Linked DNA regions of Mus musculus: region 1 is linked to region 2. Evidence: chromatin loops called from intact Hi-C (ENCODE). Cell type or tissue: left cerebral cortex. All regions are shown on one strand.

Region 1 (8,000 bases), 220 kb after region 2:
ATTAAGGAGTAGGGGAGCTGGAGTTCAGGTCTACGCTCACTGCTCATATTCATATTTTCTTCCTAGGGGACAGCAAATCAGTATTCACCCACAGAGTCACAGATGATACAAAACCAAGCCCAAAACACACTCTGGGGCAGTGTCAGGCCCGAGGAAAGCTGATGTGGGAGATACACTTGTACCTGTGTGTGATGTATAGTTAGGGGAGGTTGTATTGCCTAGCCAATTCTTCTAAATTTCCAGTAGCTTACAAAATAAATACTGTCCACTCATGAGCACCATGTCCAAAGGGGTTCTGCTCACAGCAGTATCCAGGACCTAGTCTGAGGAAGACCTCCCTCTGAAATGCTCCTCTTAGACAGGAAAAATAGTATAATCAGCTCATAGTTTCTGCTTTAGAATGTCATCCCACAACCACAGTTTAGAGTCTAAAAGATACCACAAGTCTTGTCATCAGTATACATAGAAAGGCAAAGGATATCTGTGACCAGCATCGGTCTCCCCCAGATCTTCTCAGCATCTCCTGAACTGTAGGCCATGGACATCACCTCAGGGTCTGCCACTTGATGCCTTAAGTGCTGAGGCTGCCAGCACCGTGCTGCTGCCAGAGGATGCTCTCGGACAGGGATATAGTCTTTGCCAGAGAAAACATGGAGGTTGCCCATAAGGGTCCTTAGTTTGCACTGCACATTTAAATGACAGACTTGGAACAGTTCAAGGGAAGTATTTATGAGGTACTCACATCCAGACACTAGTCCAGACTCCATGAAGGTGGAGGACTTTTTTCATGTTGCTCACCATTGGATGGTATTGCTTATCAGAGACATATCTGATGCTGAGAGTAGATAATCTACTGCCAGTTACTTTAGAGACTTCTGCTAGCTCTTTAAATAATCACAGCGACCCACATGAAGAAGGTACCATTATCACCGCTACTTCATAGACAAAAAAGCTGAAGTAGAGAGGTTATATAACATCTTCGAGTTCATGGATGACTTCAGTGGCTAAAGACCTTTACCAAGGACCCCACACTTTAAACCTCATTGGGTTATAAGCAAAGACTATTGTGTGTATTAAGTGTGCCCTTTTATTTGTGAATTTGGTGGAAGGAGCAAGGTTAAAAGCATTTTATTGGCAATTCCTCAGAAGACATTGTTTTGCTATTGTGAACCCTATACTTTTAATTTAGTAATAGTCACAGTTAGTCATCAGCCAATGGTAAAGCAGGAAGCCAATTAAGCTCTTCAAAAACCTCATTTTGTTACTTTCAGAAAGCAAGGACCAGGGCAGCCAAGGCAAGTGCAAGGGGATTCGCTGAGCCTGCAGGTGGAGAAGGCATAATCACAGCTCATGGGTCCCAGTGTCTCTCAGCAGCTGTGAAGTGCCTGGCTTCCTTCAGTGTGAAGCGTTCTGCTTTGACAAACGCTGTAAAACAGAGCAGACTGTGAGCAGGTCACCATTTTCTCTTTGGCTGGTGCTCTGAAGCCCAGGAGGACAAAAGGCAAGATGTCCTGTTAGGCCTGCCATTTAGGATGCCTGCACGTTGGCACATGAAGCTTTCTCAGTTCCTAAGAGAGCCTTCCTCACTTCTAGACACTTTTATAGCCACTGACTCTCCTGCTGTGTATTGATCATACATAGCTTAGCCTTTCTTTTTTTAAAAAAATATTTTTAATAAGGTATTTTCTTTATTTACATTTCAAATGCTATCCTGAAAGTTCCCTATACCCTCCTCCCGCCCTGCTCCCCAACCCACCCACTCCTGCTTCCTGGCCTGGCATTCCCCTATACTGGGGCATATGATCTTTGCAAGTCCAAGGGCCTCTCCTCCCATTGATGGCAGACTAGTCCATCCTCTGCTAAGAGGATCAACAATATTAACTAACCAGTATCCCCTGCCCCCTAGACTTGTGTCTCTAGTTGCATATGTAGCTTAGCCTTTCTTAAAGTTGGGAAGTTTGCCAGTGTAGAGCTTGCTACTTAAACTGGGGCTGCTTTTTGGAGCACCCGAATTATGTTAAAGCCTGGGGCCGACTCTCCGCACTTACCGCTGTTCAGTTTTAACATACACATTCGGGAACAAATTCCCTTCCTGAACTTTAGATTCCTCCTCTAAGACTTAAAAGAAATGCAACCATATCCCACCAAATCTGCTCCTCTTAATAGCTGTTCCTGGGACAGTTCAGAATGGGGCAGGACGTCTTGTTCACTGACATATCATTAATCCAGGCTGTTGCAGCTCTCATACATGCTGGAGGTTCTGTGATTCATTGCCAGGGGATTTCCTTATGCTGCACTTCTGCATGGCAGAGGCCACAAATACAATAGTCAACAGTAATATGCAAGTGATGTTGGCAAATAGCGCTGGCCAGCTTTTGACTGCTGTGAAGTGGAAGGTCAAGGTTCTGTCTGAGGGTTTACTGCCCAAGAGCTGCAGCTGAGTGCTGCTGTGTGGAAATGCAGGTGTAAAGCTGTTAAGACCTAGGATTCCGGGGAGTTCTATACACTGAGGATCCCTCAGAATGTTCTCGCTGTGTTGAATATCCTGCAGGCCAGTTGATTGCAAGTCTGTAACTGTGCTGCGTAGGAATGTTGCAGATCAAGAACCAAAACTATCTTGGAGGCTTGTGACTTTCAGGTAAAGCCTCTTAAAAAGATGAGTTTAACATAGCAGCAGCAACTCGGAGAGCCACCAGAGAGCATCTAGTCTAGTGGGTCTCAACCTTCCTAATGCTATGACCCTTTAATACAGTTCCTCGTGTCGTGTGACTCCCAACCATAAATTACTTCATTGCTACTTTATAACTATAATTTTGCTAGTTATGAATCCTTATGTAAACATCTGTTGTGTTGTATATCTGATATGTGACTCCTGTAACAGGGGTCATTCGATCATTAAAGGGGTCTAGGCCCACAGGTTGAGACTGCTCATCTAGACTCAAAAGCAGTGAGTGCCCGCTTCATTATAACCTCCTAGCTGATGTCTCTGCTGGTGTGTTCAGTGCATGCATTGGTCTATAACCTCTACTCTATGGTAGAGTTCATGTAGACATTTCCACAGTGGTATAGACAATTCAGGGTAACCTGAAACTGGGGTGTAGGGACACAGTCTCTAATATTAGGCTCAGAATAAATGGCTTATTATTCCTCTTGGAGCAAGTTCTGTGCTCTGCACTGACAGTTCAAACTTCAGTTTTTTTAAAAAAAAGTACAATATTCAGATATAATTTTGAGGTGTTTTGGAGGAAAGAGATTGCCAGCAGAAGTAAGAATTCTTTGAAAGATACAAGTCACTGAATCTGACAGAGTGGAGTATGCACAAGGGGAACAGCAAGGAACGGGATTGGAAACTTCCCTGGGTTTGACCTGTATGCAGTGCAATGTCATTCAGGGATCCAAGCCAATATGGGAGAGTTAGGGTCCCATTGATATTTTAGTGGTAAGAAGGCGGGTCAAGAAAGAGAAAGTGGGTTGGGACAGGAGTGCTACCACCGTGTCCAGGACACACTAGGAGAGTGCAAGTGGAGAAGTAGGGGAGAGGTAAAGCATAGAGTAGGAAGACAGTAGACAGGATGGAGGGGTGGAGCCAGTGTGGTAGTGAGGAGGAGGAAGTGCTGCAGCTCTCCTCCAGGCTTTTAAGCTGGCAAAGTGTGTGGATTGTGACTCAGTTGTTGACTGACACTGGAAGGACTGGCGCAGGAGCAGGCGGGGTGGGCTGATGGTAAGGGAGAAGAAAGCTGGTAAGTTCCTTGTTCTGGTCCTTTTATGAACCATCCGGGTAGGCTGGAGACAACGTCTTGGGACCTATATGTGTAAAGATGATGCAGTCAAAAGCCGGGCATGGTGGTACACGCCTTTAATCCCAGCACTCGGGATGCAGAGGCAGGCAGATTTCTGAGTTCGAGGCCAGCCTTGGGGATAAGAAGCAGCCTAAGAACAGGCTCTGGAGATGGACTGTTTCCAGGGGAGAGAAGAGATGACCAGGGGACTGCTAAAAGGCATACGACTCTGCATTCTATCACTGCATACCCTGAAAGAGTTAAACGCCACCCCCAGCCCAGCATGGGTTAAGACAGTGCATCCCTCACCCATGCTGGGCACTGATTCAGATAGTTAAGCTGACAAGTGGCAGACTCACCTTCATGCAGCAGTCAATGACTCAATGAATCGACTGCTGCAAGAACTATGTGTGCATCTCTAATGAGGTTCCCTAGGTAGCATATACTCAACACAGTGAAGAACATTGGCGTTTCCTGGGCCTGCTTGTTACTTGCTATTCAATTTTTCATCCAAGAGCTGCTGTAGTTAGACATTTTCTCCAATTTGGAAAAGGACACACAATGATTTTGGCTTTGACTCCATCAGCAGGCTTTCTCAGAGAGTCAGGAAGTTATTGACGCCCAAGTCAGCAGGACACATTGGAGAGAACAGAGATCCAGCTTCCTGTCACTGATGCTGCCTTCTCTTAATACTGCGGTCTGAGGCACACTGTCTGTCACTATGGGACCAGAGTCCCTTGATTGGCTTTAGAATGTGATGACCATAGGCCATAAATATTTTTGAAACAGTTCTGAAGAGAAATCCACCCACAGTTTGCTTATGTAAACCTACGGGTAATTATTTTACCAATAAATCTTTGAGGAGGAAACCATGCTCTTACTTTTTATGTAATATTTCCCATACTATAGACTGAGTTGCCTTTCTAACTAGAAAACATTTTTCTGGTGTCTGTCTCTTATTGGAGGGAGTTGCTGCTCAGAGTAGCAGTACAGTCAAGGAGCATGCCTGGGACCCATTGCAGGGCTGCCTTGATGACAAGAGAATTGAGCTTCAATCAGAAATGGGTTTAATGTTATGCTTTTTCATTTCTTGATTTTCGTTGCGGGGACTGATTCTACAACCTGATGTAGGCTGGGCAAGAGGCCTGCTTCCACCCTCTTTCTCTTGTCCTTACTTGAAGGCAGAGTCCCACTCAGTGTCTCAGACAGGCCCTCCCACTGGAGTCTCCTGACTCTTTGGGATTATGGACTCGAAGTGCAGGACACGGTTGTATGTACCCTGCCTTGTTCCATCGTTTCCATGTAAGGAGGGCACTTTGGCTCTCCAAAATGGATTTGGTTGGCTATAAAAGTGTACGGTCCTTGCTCCCTGCTGCCTTTGAGAAGCACTTTCTATAGCTTGAAAGACCGAAGGGCAACTGGAGGTCAAAGAGTCAGGAAGGAGTTAAGAAAGTCTCCGGCTTCCGATCATATTTCACTTTCGGAATGATTTTTGTGATTAGAAGAGATTTGCATAAGGGGAAATTATAAATTGCCACTTAAGATGATAAGCTACTAGTTACTCATAATTAATATGTAGTCATTTATAATTAATGACACAGTGTAATTAATATGTAATCAATGCACAATGACTACTGTGTATTCATATATGGTGCGATGGTGTCAGTGTTCATGACTTCTCTTACTGTTTAGCTGATAACTGAAAGTGGCCAGGCAGAGCAAGAGGCTGCCCCAAATTCCTACTAAGTAGGGAGAAAGGAGGAAGTTGGGCATTCACTGTTAGACCGCTTGACCAGCTCCGCATGTACACCTTCACCACTGACTGGAAACTGAGTAGCTTTGTGAGCCTGCGTGAAACTCCGACGGCAGTTCTCTTGGAACCAATCAGAAACGCGTTCTAACGGTCGCACTACATGTTAGGAAAGCAAAAACCTTAGCTTTCATTTTCCTTACATTTCCTCCCACAAATAGCATAGCGAATGTGTAATTTAATTAAACCGATGTTTCTTCATAAATGTAAACGGGTCAAGCGAGCACAAGTAGTTTCCTTTTTATCTTCCTCTCTTTGGAACAATTATTTAATTAAATCAGCAGCCCCGTAAACCCAGCTAGCATTTTGTAAGGGGCATTCTGGTTAATGAAATCTTGTCTCTGTTTACAAAGTCCTCCCCAATGTCTATCCCCTTCCCTTCCCTTTCTGCTTTTACTCTCAAAGGGTTTTTTTGTTTGTTTGTTTGTTTGTTTTGTTTTTTTGGCACTTCATTGGTTGTGCTGTCCCAGCCTCTGCTGGATCACACTAAAATCAGTTTAGAATAAAGTTAAAAACACTAGTGTGGCCAGCAACACCCCATACAGCCCAGCCCTTCCCATTGTTGGGCTTCCTCTCTCAGCTCTTTTCATTTGCCTTTAATACCTTTAGTCCCTACTTTGAAAGCACACGCTTCTTGATGCTTCAGGACCTTAATATAGGATCGTTCTAAATTACTTTCTGTTGCTGCGATAAATGCAACGATCAGAACCAACCTGGGGAGGGACATATTTTCTTTCACATGCTACAATACATTATATAGAGAAGACAAAGCACGAACTAGAAGCAGAAACCATGGAGTGCTGCTAACTAGATTGCTCACGCTGTTTGCACCGCCACCTTTTTACACGTAGCCGAGGCTCACCTGCCTCATGACATACTGCCCACAGTAGGCTGGGCTCCTCTATAACAATGCCCCACAGACAGGTCCAACACACTAATCTGATGGCCACATTCCGTAGCTGAAGTTCCCTCTTCCCAGACTGTCAAAAATTGGTTGATAGCCAAGATGAGCCCTTACAATGCTGTCTTCCCAGCTTGAGATCTCTTCCATTTCCACTACCTGGCTAACTCTTATTTAGTTTTCAGATTCCAGGTTTTTGGTTACTTCATCAGGGGGATTTATCTTAATCTCTTAGCCCAGTTCATGCACTTATGGTGCACACATTTTCAGTGAGCCTGCTTATTTATTATTCTGACCTCAATCGTAGCATATATCTGGAGGTTTTGAATTGAGTAAATGGTGAATGTTTAACATGCATCTAGCAGATTACATACACATGATGCCTCTTGCATATTACCAATACACTATTCTCTAAAGAAATAAAGATCTATTTTAAAAATATTTGAAACTTCTAAGGCAAATAAGGCATGGAATTCTGAACACCAGTTTTGATGGGGTGGTGGTACCAGAACACAATTATAAAGAAGAGACTTAAATAGCAAGGGAGAACTGAGGGGAACGGTGGCTATAGATGGAGACCTGTTAGAAAATTAGGACACCGTGAGCCATATTGGATACTATAGATGGAACCCATTAGAAATACCATCTGCCATATTGAACACTCTGTTTGGTTTCAAATTTGTCTTCAAAGTTGACCACTCTCCCTATCTCCTGGATATGGTCTCTAGTCTATAAGGTGGAGATGCTGCACTGTATAAACTCTATCTCTCTGTTTCTTAGATTTTATGTTGCTAAAGCCACTTAGCTGCCTCCATCAGCACTAGACAGCTAGTTTGACAAGGAAAAAAGTTACCCCTATGTTGGCAGAAGAGTATAATGATTTCCCTGACACAAATTCAACTTTTTTTTTTTGTTATTTCAAGAGAAAGCTTTTGACTTTGTAATGTGTCTTGTCTTGATTATGGGGGCTGAATCTCATGTTTTGAGCATTCATCTATAAAACAAAAATGTCTGAGTGCCAGTGCGACTTTTTTTTTTTTAACACCATCAAAGATAGTAATCTATCAAGTGGGTATCCTGTGAGACCAACCCACATCACTACATTAGATTGACGTTTCTACAAGGGAGGGTGCATAACAATTAGCATGGTTTAAGTATAGCTACTTATCTCAAGCTTTATCTGTACTCAAAGAGGGAGTAACCCGGAAATATGAAACCAATGACATCACTCTTTGCTACTGATCACCGGTTGACACTACTTCAGAGCAGAAGAGAGAAACCTCGAGGCTATGCAAGAGTCCAGACTGCATGGCTGGGTAGGAAGATGGTCACTTAAGTGCAGAATATGCCAGAGGCAGAAAGCTAGAAACCAACTTGAGTAAATGTGGCATTACAGGGACACTGCATAGGTACACCCAGACACAAGAGAATACAAAGGCAAGGAACAGCTGGACGTAGAACAGAATCAGGCCGATGATAGCAAGCTTCAGAGGCAACACATATACAAAGG
Region 2 (8,000 bases):
TGGAAGAAAAGTCAAAGAGCGCACAACTTCACAAAACCATAGTTTGGGGAGGCAGAATTCGCAAGGAGAAATGAAAGAGCTGGAGAGATGGCTCAGCAGTTCACAACACTTGCTGCTTTAGCAGGGGACCTGGGTTTATTTCCTAGCTTCCACATGGTGGCTCACAACTCATCACTCCAGTCCTGGGGACAGAACATTCTCTTCTGGACACCAGGGGCACCAGGCACACTCATACACGCACATACACAATCACTCATACGTATTTTAAAATGTTGAAGAAGGAAGGAAAGACAATACGGGCTATCCAGTGCTTATACATTGCTAATGCCCGTCTTGATGAGGACACAGCTTCTCACATCACTGAGAAACAGGCAGCAATTCTAAGGGCAGGGCTCAGCCTAGCACCCGTCTCCCTGCTGGCATTGGCACTCACAAGCTCCCTACCTCTCCCCGCTCCACCGCTGACTCTGATGTTAAATTATCAACTCTCCTTTCTAAAACCAATTTTCTCATTGCACTGTAGATCCCACATTCCTCACTGAACGACACTTCCCCGTCTCCTGATGATGTCACTATCCCCTTTTCCTCTAGAAATTACAATCATCATAAAATATCCTGCTTTTGTAATAATTTAAAACAATACTTTCTACCTCACTCCCTGTTCTCAATAGTGTCCCACCTCTTCATTCTCTTTTGCAGGTAGAACTTCATGTCAAAGTTACTCTCTAATATATTTCAATGAGTAAAATACACCTAAGCAAAAGAAGAAACTTAGCAAAATAGGAAATACAATAGAAAGGGTCATAATGTCCTGGAATGTACATGATAGGCTTGGCAGGCACTTAGTGGCTCTTTGCAAATTTCTGTGGATAGACCATTGTGAAAGGTAAAATTTGCGAATGCCATTACCTGTTCTTCCTTTGATTGAAGATGACTGTTTTAAATCTCCACTCATGCTAGTGACAGTAGCCTTGTAATTCCGTCCAGGCATCAGGTCTGTAAAAGTGAATTCTTTGGCATCTTTGGAGAGTGACTTGTGGATGACCAAGAGCTCTCTGTCCATCAACGAAATGATGTATTTCTCCCATTCGCCTAGAGGGGCCCGCCACGTGATGCCCAGTGAAGTTTCGTTAGCGTGTTTGACGCGAAGCTGGAGGACAGCCAGGGGTACTGAGAAAAAACCAGATGAGACTTGGGGTCGCTGGTTCAGTCACAACCGTTAGTAGTTTTGTTTGTTTGTTTGTTTGTTTGTTTGTTTTTTAGAGAACTTCTCTTTTTCCATCTGTTCAGGGCTCTACAGGAGTTAGATGTGATCTTAACTCTCCAGCCATGTCCCTAGCCCTGAGAGTTCCTCTCTTCTTGTGGATCATTGTCTTGAAAATAATTTCGAAAAAACTCCTGTGACCCACAAAACTAAAAAGAATAGACTATGCTTGAGTTTTTGAGTGGGGTGAGAAGTATTTATTGCTCTCAAATCTTAGAAAGACCAAATGCTCCCCCTTTACTTCTGAGGGGACCCTGCTGTGCCACAAAGGAGGGGCAACTGGAGATCAATAATTACAGTCCTAGAAAGGACAGCCCTTATCCTAAAGGAATCTCAATTTCTTCCTCTTCTTTAGAAGGCGTTATCATTATAATTTCTCAAAGACATTGTTAACAGCAAAATATTGACCCCCACAAAACAGTGGGAAGCCACATTATAAAAAGAGCCGGTTATATAAAATTAAATTTTGATTTGAGATTTTCTGTGGTTTCGTGGAAATGGATCACTGAATCTGTCATCAGTGTTAAAAAGGGGAAAAAAAAGATGATGATTTGTATCAATGTCTACCTCAAGCTACGTCATGCATCGCCTGCCAGTGTGGTTCTACAATGATCCCCAGGTGGCCTGTCGACATTGTTTGCTACTCTAATGACCCAGAAAATTTAAAAGAAAAATAAAACACAAATCAAGGCGTTCTAATTTTTTGCATTCACTCAAAGCACATCTGCAAAACCTCCTCGGCCATTAAAATGCCTGTTCTCCTGATGCCTGTTCTCCTGAAAACATTACCCAGAATCTGAAAGATGTCATTTTTAAAGAAGCCGTGTGAGCCCTCATAGCCTGTACAAGTACGTAGGGGCTGGGCACTGGGCTAGTGGCCACCAAAGAGTGTTGAGTTGCTTTCCTCAAGTTTTAAAATTCAGGCTGAGAGACAGTTAAGGGTTTTGCTGTAGACTCTTGGGCGAGCAAAGCACTTAAAATGCCCTGCTACATACGCGCAGGGCTGAGAGTCGTCTTTCTGACTCCTCCAGCAGTGTGGCTGTGAACCTTATCGGGAAGGAACAATTGTTTCAAAGCTAGAAGATGAAGTTGCACAAAAGAAACCGAAGGGGAAAAAATATATAATCTGAAAGCAAACTCAGCATGAAATAAATTAAAATCAAGGTTGGAGGCTGGGGGTGTGTGTCTTAGTTAGGTTTTTACTGCTGTGAATGGATACAGTGACTAAGGCAACTCCTATAAGGACAACATTGTAATAACTGGGGCTGGTTTGCAGGCTCAGAAGTTCAGTCCATTATCATCAAAGTGGGAACATGGCAGCATCTAGGCAGGCATAGTGTAGGAGGAGCTCAGAGTTCTATGTCTTCATCTGAAGGCTGCTAGCAGAATACTGGCAACCAAGAAGCTAGGATGAAGGTCTTCAAGTCCACCCCCACAAGGACACACCTACTCCAACAAGGCCACACCCCCAAATAGTGCCATTCCCTGGGCTAGGCATACTCAAACCATCACAGGGTGAACCTGGCTGTTCATTCAGCTTACATTTCCAGGTTGTTTTAAGGTGACTGGCAAAGCACTGGGGCACAAGGAAGACATGTGTACTGTGAGCCCTGAGAGTGCCTTGGCTTAAGCTGGCTAGAACTTTGACCATCATCCCCTTGACGTTAGTACTGGAGGATGAAAAGGTCACTGAGAGACACAGGTGGTGCCTTAAGGGGCTATCACAGCCCTCCTCTTTGGTATTCTCACAAGAACATTGAACCATCACGGCAGTCATTTCTTTATCAGGCAGGACTCAGGGAGATCGATTTCACTTTAATTATGGTCTGTTCTGCATCCCAACGGTCACTATAGAAACGCTGGAGGATAACTGTCATACTTGAAAGCTGAGACAACAGGTTCCGGTGTTTGTGATTTGCCAAAGAAATTGCAATATAATGGGGGCAGCAAAATGATCAGAATCCATGGATCCTAACCCACCCTTTCCTGTCATTCAAACAGGATGCTAATCGCCCTACCCGGTAAGAGAGATTCCCAAGTTAGTCAATATTAGGTCAAGGCAATGGTAACTCGGTTATCAGCACTCTTTGAAAGATTTGTCTTTATTCTCCAATTTTATCTTTTCTGTTGTTAGTAGCATTTACAATGTCTTTCCTTGGGGCTGGAGAGAGAGCTCGGTAGTTAAGAGTGCTTGCTGCTCTGGCATAGGACCTGGGTTCAGAGGCCAGCACTCAGGTTGAGCATCCCACAAGTGCCTGTAATGTCAGCTCTATGGGATCCTCTGCCCTCTGCTGGATTCTGGTGCTCATTATTGCCCCACCCTCCCATCCCCCTGCTGCAGCTGCCGCCACTTCCCTCAACACACAGTTTAAAACTTTTATATATAGGTTTTTTTTTGTTTTTTTTTTTGAGGCAGGGTTTCTCTGTGTAGCCCCGAAACTCACTCTGTAGACCAGGCTGCCCTCAAACTCAGACATTCACCTGCCTCTGCCTTCTTCGACTGGGATTAAAAAGCCGAGAGCCAGCATTACCTGGCATAAAGATAAATCTTCAAAATGTCTTTTCTTTCATGAAATGATAGCCATCAGGAGTTCAAAACTGACAAAGTTAAATGTTTGCAACTTTGTTAGCCTTATAATAGCTCACCTTTAGGGAGTACAGAAATAAAACATCCGTGGCTCTATGTAGCAGGCAATGAATTACGTTCTGCCAATCAGGTTTGATTTACCTGTCCTGCCTTGACAGCGCTCGGAATTCCGCAGATTTCCGCTCTCAACAATGACTTCTATCTCATACTGTCTTCCTGGTATGAGCTCCAAGCCATCCAAGGCATAGTGCGTTTCTTCCTTTCCCACTGTGGTGTTGAGCAAGACCAAGGATTCATTGAAGAGCACGATACGATAATGCTCCCAATCTCCAGCAGGGGGCGTCCAGTTCACTGTAAAGGACTTCATCCAAATCTCGTTGTAGGAAACCAGATTCCTCACTTTTTCTGGAACTAAACCAGGGGGCATGCGGAGAAGGTATTGAAAACAAAACAAAAACAAAAAATTAAGAATATTGGCTTGCTTTTTGTGGGAAGCGATATAGAGAACACAGTGTTTGCTATTGATCACATGTGTATTGCCTCCTGATTTCTGAGTAGGTGAGTTCTCTCCCTCTCCCTTCCCCCGCCCCCCCCCCCCATTTTGAAGACATGTGAAAATCATTCCAATAACGGGGGAAAGTTATGCAGTCTCTTGCCACGCTGTTCATAGCGTCGCGTTGCGACTGCTGTTTTCCACTGCTTGTTTGCCAGTCCTGGAGATCATTAATGACATCGTATCTCATGGTGGCGAGACTGACAAATGGGATAGCTTTTGAAAAGATATTGTATGTTGTAATCGTGAAACATCCTCATTTATTTTTTAATTCCAATGGGAAAGAACAAACTTCATGCGTATGGCTTTGGGCATGTTTTGAGTGCACACACTCAGAGTCTCTTCAAAAAAGGACCAAACAAAACCCAAGTGCTTCGCTTACATCTGAGTCTCTTCAAGTTCAGCCCCTTGATGCCTCCCTATGGCCACCGCCTCTCCTTCCCTTTCCCTTTCAGTGTGTTCAGCGGTCTGTCCTGTCAGCTGACCTCTCCTGAGCACTTGCACCTCTGAGCCTCTCCCACCATTCACTCTCACAGACATTTCTCCTTTCCCGGTCCATTTCCCAGGAAGTTCATTCCCCTGCAAGGCCATTGCCCCTAAGCTTCTACTGATCTTCTGGGAGAGAATATTGCTCTTGGTCCCTTTGGCCCATATAGGTCTTACTTGAGATCTCTAATGGCACTGAGACTGGACTCAAACCACCTCCTTTAGATTCAAGTTCCAGTACTTTCCTGGCCAGATTTAATTATTCCAGTTAATCTGCACAATGTCTATGTTAACCGCATAGCTCTTAGCTTACAGTTTTCTTGCAAGAAATACATGAAATAGGTTTAAAGTGTTTGTGCAGGGCCTAATACATGAAATTACCAATGCCATTGGCATTTTAAAAGGCATCTATTCTAGGTGTGTGTGTGTGTGTGATATCTTTGGTTAAAATGTAGCATCTATTAAGCAAAAGTCAGCAAATAATCCTTTATTGAACTACATAAATGACCCCTGAAAGATTTTATTTTTATTTTTAGAAATAAAAAAAAAGCCACCAAGTAGGCTGGCCCACAGGGTGTGCTTTGCAGAACCTTGCCTTAAAAGCAATAGCACACTGTAGCCACTTTCACAAGGCGCAAGGTTCATAATACAGCAATTTACTCAAATAAAGAAAGAGATAAATGTTCATTGACATAAGTGAATAAAACTACTTATGGGAAACACCATGAGATGCTAAGTTGGCCTTATTATAAGAATGAACCAGAAATGCTTTCTTCACTGGCATCGGTGATCGTGGATTTGTGATACTTAGGTCATGGGGCATGAGAGAGCAGAGAAGAGGGACAACCCGCAGATCACACAGGAATCCAAGCACATTGGCTTAAATGACGCAATATATGTAATTAAAGCCTCTGTCTTATTCTCTGTGTGGGCTCTATCCCAGGGGCATTCGTGGTCATAAAAACCCTGCTTCTCAGGTAGGAAAAGAAGTCAGTTTCTCCATTATTTTTCCCTATTCTGAGCCATATCTGAGAAGTGATTGAGGCAACCAGAGACTATCCCACAGCTAACTCACCTGTTCTCCCCGCTGCTGACTTCTCAGCAGAGAGCTCACCAGAGATGCAGCTGATGGTCACTTGGTAAAGCCGTCCAGGGACTAAGTCCTTAAATTGAGTTTCAGTAACAGGAGGTGCTAATGTTTTGGATTCTTTGATGGTCCCTTGGTGAGACAGGGTAATGCTGTAGGAATCTACATCCCCAGGGGGTTTCTGCCACTTCACATTTAGAGAGGTCAACCTCCCGTCATTTGTCACCTTCAGATTTGAGACTTCCATGGGAGCTAAGTAGTAAAGAACAGAAAAGACAATTGACTCTTCATTCCTTCCCTTAGTATGGCCTCGTTTTGACCTAAATTTTAATGTCTACAGAACGTAGTCTTCGATCAGGAGAAAATCATGTGAGAGACAAAATGTTACTGGAAATCTAAGAAAGACAGTGCCATCGCAAGAGACCTATCTTGTAGTCAGCAGCCTGGTGGCACTTGTGGGCTGCCCACAGAACACTGGGCAGTTCTCTCTCAGACTCGCTGTGCGTGCTTGCTTACTAACAAATAAAGCTTGGCTAGAAGATTGTCTGTGCTCCTTTACAGCTCTGGGATTCTTTAGACAGAATTTACAGTGAGGTTTGCCATCTACTTAATTTCTTTGTGTGCCTGCACGTTTATTTCTTTAAACAAATCTACCCTACATAGGTTGGTTAGTTGGTAGTTGTACACATTTATATGCTCAAATACTTTATAAAAGGTTATGCGTGTGTGTGTGTGTGTGTGTGTGTGTGTGAGTGTGTCACATATGTGCAAGTGTGCACACACAGATGGTAGAAGAGGACATTGGTAACAGAAGCTCAAGTTACAGACAAGTGTGAGTTGCCCAGTGACAGTGCTAGCAGCTAAACTCTGGAAGAGCAGTAAGCACTCTTAGCAGTTGAGCCATCTCTCCAAACCCATTGGAATACTTTGTATATTAAGTCATGATAAAGTTCAAGAGCTGTGTTACTCGTTCATCAAAGGGAAAGTCATGAGAAGAGATAGTTTGATGAATATTTTTCCTACCTCTTACACATGCTGTAACTATGCCTGAGGACATAATACAAATTAATACAGTTTCACTACAAGACAGTATATAGCATGGTGATTTTGCACAGGATTCTCAGAAGGGTAATTTGTTCTCTCTCTCTCTCTCTCTCTGCCTTTCTCTCTCTGTGTCTCTCTCTCTCTCTGTCTCTCTCTGAATATCTCTTTGTGTCTGTGTCTGCCTTTGTTTCTCTGTCTCTTTCTCTTCCTTCCTTCCTTCCTTCCTTCCTTCCTTCCTTCCTTCCTTCCTTCCTTCCTTTCTTTCTCTCTCTCTCTCTCTCTCTCTCTCTCTCTCTTTCTTTCTTTCTTTCTTTCTTTCTTTCTTTCGTCTCTGTCTCTCTCTTTCTCATCCAGGATGGCCGAGAACTTGCTACATAATCAAGTCTGTCCTCAAACTTGTGACCATCCTGCCTCAGCTTCTTCACAAACAGTTCTTAGGATATCTTGTGCATTTTTCTTAGGAACATCTACACATTTTTGAAGTGTGTCACAAAAGATATGGGCGTGCGTTCGTGGTCTCCAATAACTCTCTCCTCAACCTCCTATAGTTCCAGATACTCTCCCCACTAGAACAACTTCAAAGGCATTACAGCTTACTATAAAATTAGATAACTCACAATGAGACGCTCAACACATTATATAAATTAGGAGCATTTGAATGTAAGTTCCTCCAGGGCTCTGACATTGTTTATCTTGGTACTAACCTTGGCATCTACCTAACACTCAGGAAGAATTGGCTGGATGAATCAGCGAATGAACAGTTCTTTAATAAGTAGCACCAATTTTTTTTCTTTTTCAGTTTCGGTTAGGCTGAGCAACTGGGTCCCATGTCATGTTTTCATGGGTAGAGGGTTTTAGAAATGACTGTCATACAAGAACATGTCTCCATACAGCCCTAAGAAAAGCACTCCAAAACTCACTCCGGGTGCTCACAAAGATAGCAAATGCCTACTTAAGAGGGAGAGGAAGGGGGCTTGGG

What was found. Peaks named below come from ENCODE experiments on the same cell type or tissue, not always from the same donor. Only the 100,000 strongest peaks of a DNase experiment are listed, where the experiment ranks them.
Region 1: it touches region 2 in a loop (2.3-fold over the local background); 4 of 42 quality-filtered maps call a loop at or near these places.

Annotation. Positions count from the first base shown.
Region 1 is chr10:116,094,309-116,102,308 of GRCm38, reverse strand. All of the region lies in intron 2 of Ptprr (protein tyrosine phosphatase, receptor type, R), which reads right to left. Among named protein-coding and RNA genes, the nearest start is that of Taf7l2, 16 kb to the left of the region's middle. In left cerebral cortex, no CTCF peak of the experiment used is centred here; a DNase peak (open chromatin) is centred at 3,646.
Region 2 is chr10:116,315,595-116,323,594 of GRCm38, reverse strand. Ptprb (protein tyrosine phosphatase, receptor type, B) reads right to left here. Exons shown (of 32, transcript NM_029928.2): 5 at 5,966-6,229; 6 at 3,993-4,262; 7 at 910-1,170. Among named protein-coding and RNA genes, the nearest start is that of Ptprb, 18 kb to the right of the region's middle. In left cerebral cortex, CTCF peaks have their summits at 147 and 4,190 (motif pointing right); a DNase peak (open chromatin) is centred at 4,182.